2 separate regions of the Homo sapiens genome follow, and region 2 is linked to region 1. A link is an interaction called in ENCODE POLR2A ChIA-PET data of the cell type or tissue named here. Cell type or tissue: HepG2. All regions are shown on one strand. Each heading gives the region's core, and the rest is flanking DNA. Links, peaks and the distances in the headings are about the cores only.

The links. ChIA-PET counts read pairs that join two places held together with the same protein. Peaks named below come from ENCODE experiments on the same cell type or tissue, not always from the same donor. Only the 100,000 strongest peaks of a DNase experiment are listed, where the experiment ranks them.
Region 2: POLR2A ChIA-PET joins it to region 1 with 12 read pairs; 10 of 35 experiments call an interaction of 5 or more read pairs at or near these places.

The regions. Positions count from the first base shown.
Region 1 is chr22:42,989,481-42,997,809 of GRCh38, forward strand. All of the region lies in intron 1 of PACSIN2 (protein kinase C and casein kinase substrate in neurons 2), which reads right to left. Among named protein-coding and RNA genes, the nearest start is that of PACSIN2, 22 kb to the right of the region's middle. RefSeq lists a silencer at 3,550-3,670. In HepG2, for the core only: a CTCF peak has its summit at 726 (motif pointing right); DNase peaks (open chromatin) are centred at 791, 4,581, 5,031 and 5,831; H3K4me3 peaks cover 3,620 bases.
Region 2 is chr22:42,936,465-42,944,793 of GRCh38, forward strand. All of the region lies in intron 1 of PACSIN2 (protein kinase C and casein kinase substrate in neurons 2), which reads right to left. LOC124905128 (a long non-coding RNA gene) reads left to right here and starts at 1,242. Exons shown (of 2, transcript XR_007068119.1): 1 at 1,242-2,394; 2 at 2,498-3,525. RefSeq lists enhancers at 2,926-3,426, 3,759-4,053 and a silencer at 5,447-5,673. In HepG2, for the core only: no CTCF peak of the experiment used is centred there; a DNase peak (open chromatin) is centred at 3,957.

The DNA of each region.
Region 1 (8,329 bases), core at 218-8,217:
AGAGTGAAACTCCATCCCCCTCAAAAAAAAAAAAGGCCAGGTGTGGTGGTTCACACCTGTAATCCCAGCACCTTGGGAGGCCGAGGCGGGTGGATCACGAGGTCACGAGTTCAAGACCAGCCTGGCCAACACAGTGAAACCCCGTCTCTACTAAAAATACAAAAAAAATTAGCTGGGCATGGTGGTGGGTGCCTGTAGTCCCAGCTACTTGGGAGGCTGAGGTAGGAGAATCATTTGAACCTGGGAGGCAGAGATTGCAGCAGTGAGCTGAGATCGCGCCACCGCATTCCAGCCTGGGCGACACAGTGAGACTCTGTCTCAAAAAAACAAAACAAGAAAGAAAAAAAAAAGAAAAGAAAACTCATTCTCTTGGAGGGGGAAAAAAAAATATATATATATATATATACACACACACACACATATATGTATATATATGTGTGTATATATAGGTAAGATGTAAGCCAGTTCAAGCATTTAAACAGGTTTAAAAAAAGAAGATATATTTATATATACATATATACACACACATATATATACACACATATGTATATATATGTATATATATATATATACACACACATATGTGTGTATATATATGTGTGTGTATATATGTAAGATGTAAGCCAGTTCAAGCATTTAAACAGGTTTAAAAAATGAATGATTTTTTTAAAAAGAATGATTTTTAAACACAGCTAATTTCTGCAGTCAGTCAACGTGACTTTCCACATGAGGGCAGCCCTGGGCACTTGCAATCACAGACGGCCACAAACCAACTGGCTTTGGGTAAGAAGGGATACTCCTCCCAAAGAATGAATCAGTCTTAGGACTGCAGATCCTCATGTCACTCATGCCTGCATTGTTCATCCCACAGAGCCTGCTTGCCTATGATGTGCCATTTCAGAGCTAAGAACTGCACACTACAATACAAAATGCAGTCCCCTGCCCTCCGCCTACCCAGCTCCTAGCCCCACAGAAGACAAACAGGTCGGTCATACCATACATGAGGAGTATGGGGACGGGGGTGGACCATCCACTCTGCAGGCCCAGGGGCAAAACACCTGGAGGGAGGGGAAGGTGAAATTAGAGCCAAGTTTTGAAGGATGAGTTCAGCAGGCAAAGACGGGAAGAATGGCATTTGCAGTAGACAAGATTTGCATGGGAGAAATGCAAGAAGTTCAGGAGTGTGGCAAGAGATGAGACTCAACGGGTAAGCAGGGGTCAGACCACAAGTCTGGATTTTATTGTGATAACAACAGAGAACCACTCAAGAATTTTAATCTCAGACAGTCCGACCCCTCCCCGTTGCCAATAAGAACATGAAGATGTGGAAGAGGGCCATGGAAACCACTCTATTTGGCTCAAGAGCTAATGAAAAATGCTAAACCATATCTGTCCTTCAATGTTCAATAACAAAAAGCACAGCCCAAAGACTTCTTCCAGATGGTCACCTTCTCTGTGCCTCAGTTTCCTCATCTGTAAAATGGACAGCAGCCACCTCACAACGCTGTTGTGAGGACTCAACGGGTTCTATACACAAAGTGCTTACAGCAGAAGAAAGCTCCATCACTTTTAGGTGCTGGTGGAACTCCTAGTGCTAGGACTAGTAGTACCAGCAGTTTATGAGTCAGAACACACTGCCCCCAGATCAAAAAGCAGATGGAGACTTTACCACCTCCTAGGAAGCTGCTGTACAATGGTATAGACTTGGAGACTGCTCAGAGCCACTTTGTGACTGAAGGGAAAAGAATGAACTTGTGTTAACCCCTCCCACCCCCATCCACCCCAGTCATAAAGCTGGTCAAGGACAAGCAGTGGCTCAGAGCAGAGCCCAGTTCCCTGGGTCTCAGCTGGCTGCAGGTCTCAAGGCTGTCAGCCCTCGCAGAATGGGGAACAGCCCCTCCCACCTTTCTCAGCCTGAGCCCCACCCCACCCATCCAGGCACAGAAGGCTTCTTCTCCCTCCACCTCTCTGTCCTGGCAAGCCTCTAGTCACCTCTGGAAATGAGACACTGCCCAGAACCCACCAACCAGAAGCCTCTGTATGGCCCAGAGAAGAAGGAGAGAGACTGTGCGGGAATCCAGCGGGCATCGCCCAGTCCCTTTCCCAGCCCTATCCAATGATAGAGCTCCTGCTGTCAGGAGCTGGGAACTCCCAGGTGCGATAAAGAGAAAGCCATGCCATACGAAGCTGAGAACAGTAAACAGTCATGAAGAGATCCAAGGGCTCAGAACCACAATTCCCAGACCTCTGGGTTTCACCAATTAGAAATTTTCCCCCAAAATTTTGGGGACTTTTCAACAAATGGTACTGAAACAACTGGCTATCCACAGACAAAAAAAAAAAAAAAAAACCTTCAATTCACACACCGCAACACATTTTAAAAGTTCAAAATGGATCACAGGCCTAAATGTAAAACATAAAACTATAACATTTCTAGACGAGACATGAGAAAACATTTGTGACCTGGGATTAGGCAAAGATTTTAGCTGTGACACCAACCAAAAAAGCACAAGCCGTAAAAGAACAAATTGACTTCAGCAAATGTTTAAAACTTCTGTTCTTCAAAAGATACTGTTAAAAGAATGAAAAGACAGCCTCAGACAGGGAGTCAATATTTTCAAATTATGTAATTGATCAAGGAATTGTATCCAAAATATATTTTAAAAATTTCAAAACTAAGTTAATAAAACAACTCAGCTTTTTCAACAGGCAAGTGATTTAAAGAGATAATCACTAGGGAAATGCAAATTAAACCTACCAGAATGGCAAAAATTAAAAAGACTACATGTACCAAGTGTTGGTGAGGATGTGGGGGAACTAGAACCCAGTGCTGGTGATGCGCGCAAAGCACTTTGGAAAAGTTTGGCAGTGTCTGGACATGTTAAACGTACCCTAGCCACCAAACCTAGCCTAACCACCTAAACCACCAAAGCACCTAGCCATTCCACTCTAGGTATTTACCCCAGGGAAGTGGAAGCAGATGTTGGCCAAGTGCAGTGGTTCACACCTGTAATCCCAACACTTTAGAAGACTGAGGCAGGAGGATCATTTGAGCCCAGGAGTTCAAGATCAGTCTTGGCAACATAGGGAGACTCTGTCTCCATTAAATTTTTGATAAAAAGAAAGCAGATGTCCCCACAGAGACTGGCACACAAATGTTAATAGCACCTTATTTTTCTGTAACATCTTTTCACGACATAGCATCTTCATTTGTGATTACACCAAGTGGAAACAGCCCAAACGTCTGTCAATAGGTGAATGAACAAATTGTAGCATGCCCATGCATTGGATTTTTTAAAAAATGAAACTAACTGATAAATGCTACAACAATCTCAAAGTAATTTTACTGAGTGAAAGAAGCCAGACTAAAAATAACACATACTGTAAAAAGAATATATACTGGCCGGAAGTGGTGGCTCACACCTGTAATCCTAGCACTCTGGGAGGCTGAGGCGGGCAGATTGCCCGAGCTCAGGAGTTTGAGACCAGCCTGGGCAACACAGTGAAGCCCCGTCTCTACTAAAAATACAAAAAAATTGGCCGGGCATGGCAGCATGCACTTATAGTCCCAGCTACTCGGGAGCTGGGAGCTGGGAAGCAGGAGAATCACTTCAACCCGGGAGGCGGAGGTTGCAGTGAGTCGAGATTGCACCACTGCACTCCAGCCTAGCAACAGAACAAGACTCCATCTCAAAAAAAAAAAAGGAAGAAGAAGAATACATAGAATACATACTGTATGATTCCATTTACATAAAATTTTAGAAAATGCAAATGATTCTACAGTGGCAAAGAGTAGAGCAGTGGTGGCCTGGAAGAAGTGGGGGCAGAGGGACCCCAAGTGGCAAGAGGAACCCTCAGAGGGTGGACTTCTCACTATCTTCTTTGCAATGATGGCTTAACAGTGTATTCATATGCCAAAACTTATCGCCTGTTCATTATAACTCAATAAAACTGTTTCAAATTTGAAGGCAGAATAACATAAGACTGCTTACTTCTTATTTTGCCAAGTAAGAATATCCTTTAGAAACTACCAGCTCTTTTCATCAACATGGAAAGATAGGACATTTTAAAATGTAAAAGATACAATGGTCAAAATTTTATACAGAAAGAGCCCTTCCCAAGAAAGGGCAGCTGCTAACCTTACACACATGAAAACTGCATTGCCCTTATTTTTTCCACGTTGATGATAACACGATTGCAGACTGTCATCTTCTGAGACTGGCAGGAATGCCCCTGAAGGCCGACCAGAGCCGAAGGACACTCTCCGGGTTCATCTCCACATCCGACCTGGCAGTTCCTCCTGGAAGGGCGGCACCAGGGACAGCCATGTGCGCTGTGGGACCCAGACATCACTTCCCTGCCCTCCCACAAGTCAAGAAATCACAAGAAGAATGTGGCCCAAAAGGTTCCTGAAGCACTCCTATGCAGCTGAAGAAGGGAAGTGCCTTGTTTCCACAAGAGCTGCTCACCCCCAAGCCACAGTATCTGTGGTTTGCTGCTGGGACAAGTTCCATAAGTCAACATTAAAAACTCTTCAGTGGGATTCCTCCAGGCTAAAGTCCAGTGAGCTAAAGCCGAAATCAAATATGAGCTCTCAAGAAGACCACGATGTAGACTGGAATCCTTCTGATATTGCGCCAGAATGCTAACAAAAGCCAAGAGATGTCATCAGCAAAGCCCTAGAGGGAAACTTTGGGTAAAATGACAGTGCAGTGCGCTCCTGCTCAAGTGTGGCTGGTTTGGTGGTAAGAAGGGCTGAGCAGGGGGACAGGCCTGCTCTTAACCCCACCTCCCCATGCAACTGGGGCTCCAGGCATGGTCCCAAGCCCCATGTGTCAGATAGGGAGGGACAACCCCAAACACACCCAGAAAATAAGCATGAACTTTACCATTCAAGAAACCAGGCACACACATGAATCCAGAGCCGTGTCCTGCGCCACAAAGACCCTCGGGCGTGCTTATGGGGACACCCCAGCCTGCACACCCAAGCTCTGTCCACACATACCCTGCCCATGGCCACCATTCAGCCACCTTTGGCTGGAGGCACGTGCACACAGTGCACAGCCTACCCTCAGCAGGACACGCCAGGGAGGCGGCCCATGCAGGCCATGTAAGGGGTCTGGGGGTTACTGGGGCAGGGAATTCCAGGGTCTCTGTCCCTGTGCATGGCCTAAAGGGAGAGGCACAAGTTTTAGGGAGATACCACTTCTTGATACCTCAGATTCCTCACCCTATAGGGACAGTCACACTGGAAAAAGGGCCCCGGGCAGGGGTCCCACATGCCCCACCTACGGGAATGCTGACATATGAAAGGTCTGGGGGCTGCGGGGAGCACCCTAGCATATCCACACCTAGAGCCACAGCCTCGCAGCCAGCGAATGCAGCTGCCTCTTCCCTGGCCCAGAGATCCTTCTCTCTTGTCAGCAATCCCCATCCCACCCCAAGCCCCAGTCTCTGTCTCACTGGACTTTACACCAGGACTCCCGCAACTGTGCCTTGCCCGTTTAGACTGGAAATTCCATTTAGGCTGCCTCCTGGACTCCCTCTCAGGACCCTGCTTCCAACAATCACATAGTCAAAGGGGACAATGTCCCCCCTCCCCGCCTCGGGGCTGCTCCGGGCCCCAACTGCCAGGAAGCAAGACTGGACACTGCAACGTTTAACTCACATTGAGCTGAAGCAGCCGAGTTCTTCCTCTATAAAGTGAGCTGACTGCAGAGAAACTGCACCCTGGCATTCAGTCATGTTTCACAATAACTCCAGAGGAGGAGCTCTGCTTCTGACATGAAGTGTGGCAAGCCTTAGAAGGAAGCAGAGCTACAAAGTTATTCAATGCAAATATTTAAAGAACAGGCTGCTTTTGGTGCCAGGAGGACGGCAGCTTGCAAACCTCCAGTCACAATAAAGGTTCTGCTTGGTTGGGACTGAGTCAGGATGACAAATGTTGTTTCATTGCACCCTCCGTCCACTGAGGAGACAAGGTTTTTAAAGCAACTTTTCAGGAAGTTACTCTGTCCATTGGGCAGGACCTTAAAAGTCACAGCAAGAGAGCAAGTGTCTGGTGTGGAAAAACCAGAGTGTGTATACAACTACTCAGTCAAGAACTAAATGTGCATTTCCAATGTCATTCACGCGGCAATTATTTGGAAATAAGGATGGGATCATGCAATTTTGCCAACAGTAAATATACAGATTTGGTAACTTCAAGTGCCTATAATGTCCACCAGACAGAGGCCTTAAAGCACATTCCACCCATGTTTTCCTCCTTGAGAAAGGCAATTTGATTGTTAAAAGAAACAGTGGCCAGGCACAGTGACCCACACCTGTAATCCCAGCGCTCTGGGAAGCCGGGACAGGAGGATCACTTGAAGCCAGGAGTTCAAGACCAGCCTGGGCAACACAGTGAGACCTGCCCCCTTCCCCAGTCTCCAGAAAAATTTAAAAATTAGCCAGGTATTGGCTGGGCGTGGTGGCTCACGTCTGTAATCCCAGCACTTTGGGAGGCCGAAGTGGGCGGATCACAAGGTCAGGAGATCAAGACCATCCTGGCTAACACGGTGAAACCTCATTTCTACTAAAAATACAAAAAATTAGCTGGGCGTGGTGGTGGGCGCCTGTAGTCCCAGCTACTTGGGAGGCTGAGGTAGGAGAATGGCTTGAACCTGGGAAGCGGAGCTTGCAATGAGCCGAGATTGCACCACTGCACTCCAGGCTGGGCGACAGAGCGAGACTCCGTCTCAAAAAAAAAATAATAAAATTAGCCAGGTATGACACTGGACGCGGTGGCTCACGCCTGTAATCCTAGCACTTTGGGAGGCCAAGATGGGTGGATCACAAGGTCAGGAATTCAAGACCAGCCTGGCCAAGATGCTGAAACCCCATCACTACTAAAAATACAAAAATTAGCTGGGCATGGTGGCACACGCCCGTAATCCCAGCTACTGGGAAGGCTGAGGCAGGAGAATCGCCTGAACCCAGGCAGCAAAGGTTGCAGTGAGCCAAGATCGAGCCACTGCACTCCAGCCTGGGTGACAGAGCAAGACTCTGCCGCAAAAAAAAAAAAAAAAAAAAATTGGCCAGGTATGATGGTACACACTTGTAATTTGGGAGGGTGAGGTGAGAGGATCATTAAGCCCTGGAGTTGGAGGCTGCAGTGGGCCACAATCACACCACTACACTCCAGCCTGGGTGACAGAGTGAGGCCCTGTCTCAATCAGGGGGAAAAAAAGCAGAGAATAGAGACGGTCCAGGCCAAAATGGACACACTGAATTTTTTGTTGGTATTTCTGATGGTGTCCTCAGGCCTGGCTTACTGAGTTCTACAGCCTCAAGCTGCATGCTGATCAAAACCACACATCACATTTCCTAGGTATGAGGCCTAGGCCCAGCTTTCTCACTTGCAAAACAAAGTTGTCATGAGAATAAGTGTAATCACGCAAGGAAAAATAGGACACCTGGCACAAAATGAGCCTCAATAAACATTAAATTTTTTAAAAATAATTCTGATAACGATTGTGAAGTCAGAAACCAGTTCAGGGAAGTGAAGGCTAGAAGGGGGCTGGGAGGTTTGGCAACAAGCAGAGCCCTGGCAGGAGGGGATGAGGCTTGGACCCTCCCGCCCACTGAGGCTGGCCTTCCCTCCACACCAGGCTGGGGGTGTTTAATCACGCTCTGCCTCCTCTGACCAGAATGTAAGATCATGGACTACGTTGTTCCTGTTGTAACTCCAGTGCCTAGAACCGTGCCTAGCACATGGCAGGCGTTCAAAAATTTGCTGAATACATAAATGGGGATTTGGCCAGGCACAGTGGCTCACGCCTGTTATCCCAGGACTTTGGGAGGCAGAGGCGGGCAGATCACAAGGTCAGGAGATTGAGACCATCCTGGCTAACATGGTAAAACCCTGTCTCTACTAAAAATAGAAAAAATTAGCCAGGCGTGGTGGCAGGCGCCTGTAGTCCCAGCTACCTGGGAGGCTGAGGCAGGAGAATCGCTTGAACCCGGGAGGCAGAGGTTGCAGTGAGCTGAGATGGCGCCACTGCACTCCAGCCTGGGCGACAGCGAGACTCCGTCTCAAAAAAAAAAACAATAAATAATAAATAAATAAATAAAAATGAATGGGGATTTATGAATACATTGAATTGCATGCAAAAATGTCTGAGTCCATTTCTAGGGGGAAAGAATCTATTTGCATGAAATTCTCATGTAAATATAAGATCCAAATACAGGTCAACAAAAATTAGCCAGGCATGGTGGCGCATGCCTGTGGTCCCAGCTATTACTTCACTCGGGAGGCAGAGTGAGGCAGGAGAATCATCTGAACCCGTGA
Region 2 (8,329 bases), core at 72-8,071, 53 kb before region 1:
TTTAAGTCCTATGAAGACTCAAACATTCTAAGGGGACATGAAGCATAGGCAAAGGCAAAGGATGGACTGGTTTAAGTGAAAATATGTAGTATGCATTTTGTATCAAAGCAAAAAAAGAAAAAAGACTTTTACATATATCAAAGCAGAAATAAAGATGGGGTTATGGCTGGGCATGGTGGCTCATGCCTGTAATCCCAGCACTTTGGAAGGTCCAACTGGGTGGATCACCTAAGATGAGGGGTTCAAGACCAGCCTGGCCAACATGGTGAAACCCCATCTCCACTAAAAATACAAAAATTAGCCAGGTGTGGCAGCACACATCTGCAATTCCAGCTACTCAGGAGGCTGAGGCAAGAGAATCACCTGAACCCGCGAGACGGAGGTTGCAGTGAGCCGAGATCATGCCATAGCACTCCAGCCTGGGCAACACAGCAAGACTCTGCCTCAAAAAAAGGGGGGGGGGCAGGGGCAGTAAATTAAATTAGCAAATACCTATTTACACCCATTGCGAATGCATTAGTAATCTACCCACCAATGCCTACTTTCCATTCTTTCAACACCTGTATATTGGGTGCCTGTGCAGCCACACGGTGTTCTGAATGCTGGGAATCTAACAGCGGAGAGAACAGACCAAAACTCCTGCCCTCATGGGTCTGTGTTCTGGCACAGGTGACTGACCCAGCAGGTGCTATGCAGAGAAATAAGCGAGGATGAGATAGGGAGGAGACAGAAAGGAGACTGCTTCTAAACAGAGTGACCAGAGAAGGTCCCCAAAGAAGGTGACACCTGAGACAACATGGGAAGAAGTAAGCCATATGGGCCCCCAGAGCACAGGCAGCCCCAGCAAAAGGCAAGAGAGGCCCACCTGGCATGTCTGAGGCACAGAAAGACAGGTGTGGCAGCAGTTCCTGGTGAGATGGCTGTGGGTGAGCCCAGGCAGGCGGCAGTAGAAATAACGATGCATGAGCTTAAACGGGCACCGAAGACAAAACAAAATGACCTCTTTGTTCAACTTCTAGCCCCACCACCAAAGTCCACCTCTGAGCCCCTGCCTAGATGTCCCGGCTCGATCACCAAGGTTGTGTGCAGTGACTACCACACACTGAATCTCCACACGGCCTCATTCTCAAGGAGCCCTGTGCAAGCAGTCAGGCATGTGAGTCAGCATACGAGGTGCTTTCACTTACCACACCCCTTGCCTGGCCACAAATCCTGCACTTCCCCTAACTCGGCTCTCCCTCAGACTCAACCAAGGCCCCACTGTGGGTGAGGAGCAGGGACACTGGCTCCCAGCCCTTTCCATGGCACCCATGCAGCTCCGAGAACAGCAAAGTCCAGCATCCCTAGGGGGTCACACGATCTGAAGACCAGTCACACAGACATGGAGCCCCGCAGGGGGACCCTTCTCCTGGCTCGAGCAGTCTGGACCCCCATCTCCAGAAGGCTTCAATCTCCCACTGGAGAACTCTGGAATGACAGCGGTAGAAGTCTCACCTGCGCCTGCCTGGTTGATTTTTCCCAGCTAACTTGCTCCCTGCCCTCTACCCACAGTTGTACAGAGTAAAACAAAATCATCATGTTAAATACTAGATTCTAGATGACAGCCCTAAAAACGACTGCCATTTAAGTCGAGCAAAATTTAAAATCTTTTTGAAACAAACCAAGCAATCACTTGAGGTAAGTTTGGGGAAGGTCTTTTGAAATCAATCACTCTCTCCACTGGAGATCCAGTTTCCAAGTTGTTTCCTGGGCTCGCGAAGCAGCAGAAGGTATGAATAGAGAATGCTAGGCAGTGAATTCCTAAAACCCGAGGATGAAAACACACACGGTTCTGAAGATCCCACAGAAAGATATGCCAATTAATCTTATTCTTAAAATTGGCCTGAAGAAGAAAGGGAAGCCCCTGATGCAGAAACTGCATAAGGAATCCTCCCCTCTGGAACACACAGGAGGCGTCAGAAAGAAGCCTGACCTTCTCCCTTTCCCATGACCTTAGAGGAAAGGAAGGTCAGTCACAGCAGCAGTGGCTCAGAAGCAGGTAGGGAATCTTTTTCTATGGGAAGAGCTCACCAGGTGTGTGCTGTGTGCCAAGGACCACAGCAAGCAGAGGCTGTCCAAACATGAAGAATGCCTCTGCACAGGCCAACTGCATGTTCCGCAGGACCATTTAGGTTGCACCATCTCCCTCTCGACAGCCTGGCACAGTGGCATTCCGGTGTGTGCTACCCGTGCCTGGCTGGTGAAGAGCCTTTCTCCCACTCCACCTGGAGCTCCACGAGGGAAGGGCTTCACCCTTTTTATCTAACCCAAAGCAAGTGCTCAAGTAACAAGAGAAGACGACAAGGGAAGGGAAGAGAGGAGGTGCTGTTTGTGCTGGATCCCGAGGTGGAGAAGGTAAAAATGCTGTCTGTGACAAATTTGTATTTTTTAAAAATCCTATATGCAGATTCATATAGTAACCCTTAAAATAACCATGTTTTCCCCAACATCTTTATAGGTCAAAGGAAACAAGCTGATGACCAGCCATCCTGGTGGCATTCAGACCGCTTGCTCCAGCTGACAACCACCTGGGCTATCAGAATCAGCAGCAAAGGTAGGACAGGCCCCAAGGTCACCCGTCCCAGCGCAGCCCATCAGCTCTTAGCTCACCTATGCAACTTAATGAAGAGCTGGAGCTAACAGCGTGTAATTAGATGTGTCCCCAAAACTCGTTTATCTTATGCAATGGGAACACATCAGCTGACAGATCCAGACTTGCCTTGGACTGATTTTTACAGCAATATTTTTTTAGCCTCTGGTTGGCAAGCACCCTGGGAATGTGGAGATGGAGGCTGAACACTTCCCCAACCTAAATACTCAGTTGATGTTCCAGAGGTTTAAAACAGAAAAACTTACTTTAAAAAGGACAAAAATGACACTTTTTCAAATTTGATATTAACATGAGAATTCAAACAGTAGTGTAAGAAGATGTACAAGAGTCTAAAGATTTGAAAGAAGAATGATTGGAAGTGACGCAGTTAGAGCAGGCCTAACTGAACCAGAACGATGCAACTCCACAGCTCCTCCCCTCCCCATTCCAGTGGAGCCAACCCCACAGAGGGAATGGGAAGCACTCCCACAGGGCAACGTTTTTAACAGAAATATATAACAACTTTTGCTTTCAAAGTTGGGTGGGACTAGAACACACAATGGAAGGATGGAGTCAGGAGACCTGGATTCTTGTGCCCGCTCTGGCTTTTACAGTCTGCCTAACTCTATGCAGTCACTTCCTGCCAGCCTGTTTCCTTACCTACAAGAGGGAGAGACACTCCCTGGCCAGCCTAGTTCTCAGGGTGAACGAAAGGTCATTATCACTGCATCCTCTAGTCATTTGCTTCTTCGCTAATTAACACATCTTGAGCACCTGCGATGTTCCAGGAACAGGAGATGGCAGCGTGCAAGATAAAGTCCCTGACTTCTAGAGACTGCATGTTAGTGGCAATCGGCGTCTACCCGGCCTTCAATAAACTACTGAATGAAGGAAAATTCTACCTAGCACCAGACACAATTACTGGGTTTCTAAAATGGAATTATTCCCCCGGCCCCCTGCATCCAGCAGCCTGCTGCAGGGAAGCTCCTCCGAAGGCTGTAGGCAGGAGCGGGACAATGCTTGCTATCAGCTCCACAGATGTTACCTAGTACTATTCCTACACAGCGCCTTACAGAACAAACAGTAAAACCAAGTGGAAAGCATGCACGGGCTTAAAAACTCAAACTCCTTAACTACTCAGTAATTAGGATGTCATTTTACACCAAAAATAGATTTTTCTATTTTATACAATAGAAGGAAAGAAATGTAGTGCAGAGTGAGTCATTAGATCGTGACCTTATACTGTCTTCATCTCTGAATCTCAGACGCTGTGCAAAGCAGGGGGTCAGCATGTGTTTGCTGAATGAGTAACACTGTTCCTGTCAACAGGAATACGGATTACACCAGGTAGCTCTCAAACTTCCTCCTCAATCCACTCCTCCTTTTACATTCATGGAAAGGGAGGGGGAAAGAAGCCCAGTCTCCAAGGTCAGCCAGTTACACCAGAAGCAGTGCCACCAGAATATGAGCCCCGCCCTGGGACAGGGCACAGAGCCCTCACTAGCATGCTGGAGAGGGGCCACCCCAGGTCCTGGGTTTCCCTATACCCAGCTGCTTCTCTTCAAGCTGGTGAAGCCCCTGCCACCGCCACCACCTCCTCCCCTACCTTGGGACTTTGTGTTTAATCCCGGAAGTCACAATTTAGGAGGCTCAAAAAGAATAAAATTCTGGGTATACAAATGGAAAAGACCCAAATGTGTCTGTCAAGAATAGCCAAAGGGATGGGATTATTTAGCCAGGAGAGGCTGTGGGAGGGATGATGGGTGAAGTACTTGAGATTCTTGCTATTTTTCTAACAGTTTTATTAAGATAATAATTCACACAGTTCACCCATCTAAAATGTACACAATGATTTTTAGTGTGTTCACAGAGTTGTGCCACATCATGACAATCATTTTAGAACATTTTCATCACCCCAAAAAGAAACCCCACACCCTTCCCCAGTCATCCCCCACCTCCTCTACTCCCAATCCTGGCAATCACTAATCTACTTTCTGTCTCTATGGATTTGCCTATGCTGGACATTTCAGATAAATGGGATCATAACATGTGGCTCTGGTGATTGGCTTCCTTCACTTTTTCCAGAATGTCTTCAAGGTTCAAGGTTCGTCCACGTTGCAGCATGTGTATTTCACTCCTTTTTGTTGCTAAGTAATATTCCACTGTATGAATATACCACAATTTGTTTGCCCATTACCAAGTGACTGGACATTTGGGTTGTTTGCCACTTTTCCGCTATTAATAGTGCTGCTATTACCATTTGTGTACAAGCCTTTGTATGGACAGATGTTTTCATTTCTTTTGAGTAGATACCTAGGAGTAGAACTGCTGGGTCATAATGAGAAACTTCCAAAGTCAGGAGTTTCCAACATTCAGCCAGAGTGCTTTCCAAAGCAGGTGCATCATTTGACATTCCCACCAGCAGTGTGTGACAGTTCCAATTTCCCATATCCTCACCAACACATGTTGTCTTTTTTATTGTAACCATCTTAGTGGGTGGGAAGTGATATCTCATTGTGATTTTGATTCGTGTTTCCCTAATGACTAGTGATATTGGGTATCTTTTCATGTGCTTATTGGCCATTTGTATACTATCTTTGAAGAAACGTCGGTTTAGATCCTTTGCTCATTTTTTAAACTGGTGTGTCTTCTTATTGCTGAGTTTGGGGTTTTTGTTTTGTTTTGTTTTGTTTGAGACAGAGTCTCACTCTGTCACTCTGTCACCCAGGCTGGAGTGCAGTGGCGCATTCTCGGCTCACTGCAACCTCTGACTCCTGGGTTCAAGCGATTCTCCTGCCTCAGCCTCCTGAGTAGCTGGGATTACAGGCATGGGCCAACACGCCCAGCTAATTTTTGTATTTTTAGTAGAGACAGGGTTTCACCATGTTGGCCAGGCTGGTCTCGAACTCTTGACCTCAGGTGATCTGCCCGCCTCTGCCTCCCAAAGTGCTGGGATTACAGGAGTGAGCCACTGTGTCCGGCCTTTATTATTGAATTTTAAGAGTTCTTTTTTTTTTTTTTTTTTAATTCTTTCAATTTTTTTGGTAGAGACAGGGTCTCATGTTGCTCAGGCTGGTCTCAAACTCTTGGCCTCAAGTGATCCTCCAAAGTAATGGGATTACAGATGTGAGCCAATGCACCCACCCAAGAGTTCTTTATGTATTCAAGGTATCTTTATCAGATATATGATTTGAAACTATTTTCTTCCATTCTGAGTTGTCTTTTTACTTTCTTGATAACATCCTCTGAAGCACAAAAGTTCTTAATTTTTATGAAGTTCAATTTACCCACTTTTTTCTTTTGTTGATTGTTTTGGTGTCATATCTAGGAAAACACTGCCTAATCCAAGGTGACAAAGACTTATGCTATGTTTTAAGAGTTTTACATCACTTATTATGACTAATTTTTTTAAACGTTTTTTTAATTAAAAAAGCTTTACAGATTTAGCTCTTACATTTAGGTCTCTGATCCATCTGGAGTTAAGTTTTATATGTGGCATGAGGCAGAGATCCAAATTCATGCTTCTGCAAGCAGATATCCAGTTGTCCCAGCGTCACTTGTTGAAAAGATTTTTCTTTCCCCCATTGAACTGGCTTAGCATCCTTGTCCAAAGTCAACTGACCATAAATGTAGGGGTTTAGTTTTGTTTTCTTGACTCTATCTCATTTTTCCATGTCTATCCTTATGCCCGCACCACACTGTTTCTTGAATACTGTAGATTTATACATTTTTGTAAATTGGGAAGTGTGAGCCCTCCAACTTTGTTCTCTGACTTTTCAAAACTGTTCTGACTATTCTTGGTCCCTTGCATTTCCACAGGGATTTTAGAATTGGCTTGTTGCTTTGGGATTTTGAAAGGGACTGCTGTGACTCTGTAGCTCAATTTGAGGAGTACTGCCATCTGAACTATGTGAAGTCTTCCAGTCCATGGATGTAGGATCTCTTTCCATTTATTCAGGTCCTTTTAAATTTATTTCAACAATGTTTTGTAATTTTCAGAATATAAGTCTTACACTTCTCTTCATAAATTTACTCCTATTTTATTCTTTATATACTATAATAAATGAAACTGTTTTCTTAATTCCATTTTTTGAATTATTCCTTGCTAGATTATAGAAATATCGTTATTTTTGTATATTGATCTTATATCCTACAACCTTGCTGAACCTGTATATTAATTCTAAGAGTTTTTTTGGTGATTCCTTATGATTTTCTTTATATAAGATCATGCCATCTTTGAACAGAGAGTGTTTTACCTTTTCCTTTCCAATCTGTATGCCTTTTGTTTTCTTGTCTAACTTCGAAGTTCCTGGTTAGACTCTCCAGTACAATATTGAGCAGAAGGAGTGAGAACAGACATCAAGGTCCTATTCTTCTGGATTGTAGGAAGAAAGCTTTTAGTCTTTCACTGCCAGCCCTGGAAGTTTTGATTAATACCCTTTATCCAGTCAAGTTCCCTTCTGTTCCTGGTTTGCTGAGTGTTTCTGTCATGAAGAGGTGTTGCTTGGGGTTGGGTGTTTTTTCTTTCTTTTGTTTTGTTTTAATGTTGCAGAACAGGCATCACCAAGGACCTAATTAACTTAGATTAAAACCACCTGACATTATATATTTTGATGAATTTCAAGTGTCATAAGGAGCCAAATAAAATCCATTTTAAGCAACTCAAAGAAAAGCAGCTTATTCTCTGGCTTTGAGAAAAGAAATTTGTGATAATAAGGTATCAGAGGAAAACATGAATGTGTCCAAAACTTACGTTAAACTTTTGCACAATACAATATAGAAAGCAAAGAAAGAAAAAGACACAATTGATAAAAATCTTATTACCTAAAATACATTAAGAGCTGATATGAAGACAGAGGATCCAATTCCACTGGACAAAGAAGTTGCTGGAGAGGAACAAACAGAAGAGGAGATGGCTGGGCAGAGACAGGAATGCTCACTAAGTTCTACCTGCTAAGCCAGACTGTGTTGGTAGTCCTGGCCACATCAGTAGTGAAAAGTCCACACAAAGCCCCCAGCCTCTCCTGTCTACTGTGTTGTCCACTGAGCAGGCCTCGAGTGGCAGCTCTCAGAGAGTGCTGTCTCCTTAATCAGCCTGGCCTGAGGGACTCTGTGGAACCGCACCCCCAGCCATCCTACAAGGGACACACAGATCAAGCGAGAAAGACATTTGTGTTAGGCTAAGTCTCTGAGACTTGGGGTTTGCTTGTTACTGCAATGTAACCTAGCTAAATATAATACAACAAATTCCCATGCAGGAAAAAAAAGCACAACTTCCTTTAAAATATGGAAATAACTTGTAAAATAAGGAAAATTAATATGACAATGCCAGTTTTGGTGGGGCTACAGGAAAACAGAAATGTACTCTAACATTGCTAATAGGCTTCATGGAAAAATCTGAAAATACAGAACAAGGCAGATAACAGTTACCAACCTCTGACCCTTAAGTCCCACTCTGGGGAACATGCCCCAAGCAAATAAACTCAAAGAAAAAATAGCTTGGACAAAATGTTCATCACTGCAATATTTATAACAGCAAAAATTGGAAACGAGTCAGCTGCTCAAAGCTAAGAAAACAATGACGAGTTGACAGAAAGGACACAACACATCCGTTACAGAGAACTAGCAGGTGAGCTATTTTCCATCCGAAATTGGGTATAAGCAAAAAAGGCAGAGTGGCACAGCGCATCCACTACACAT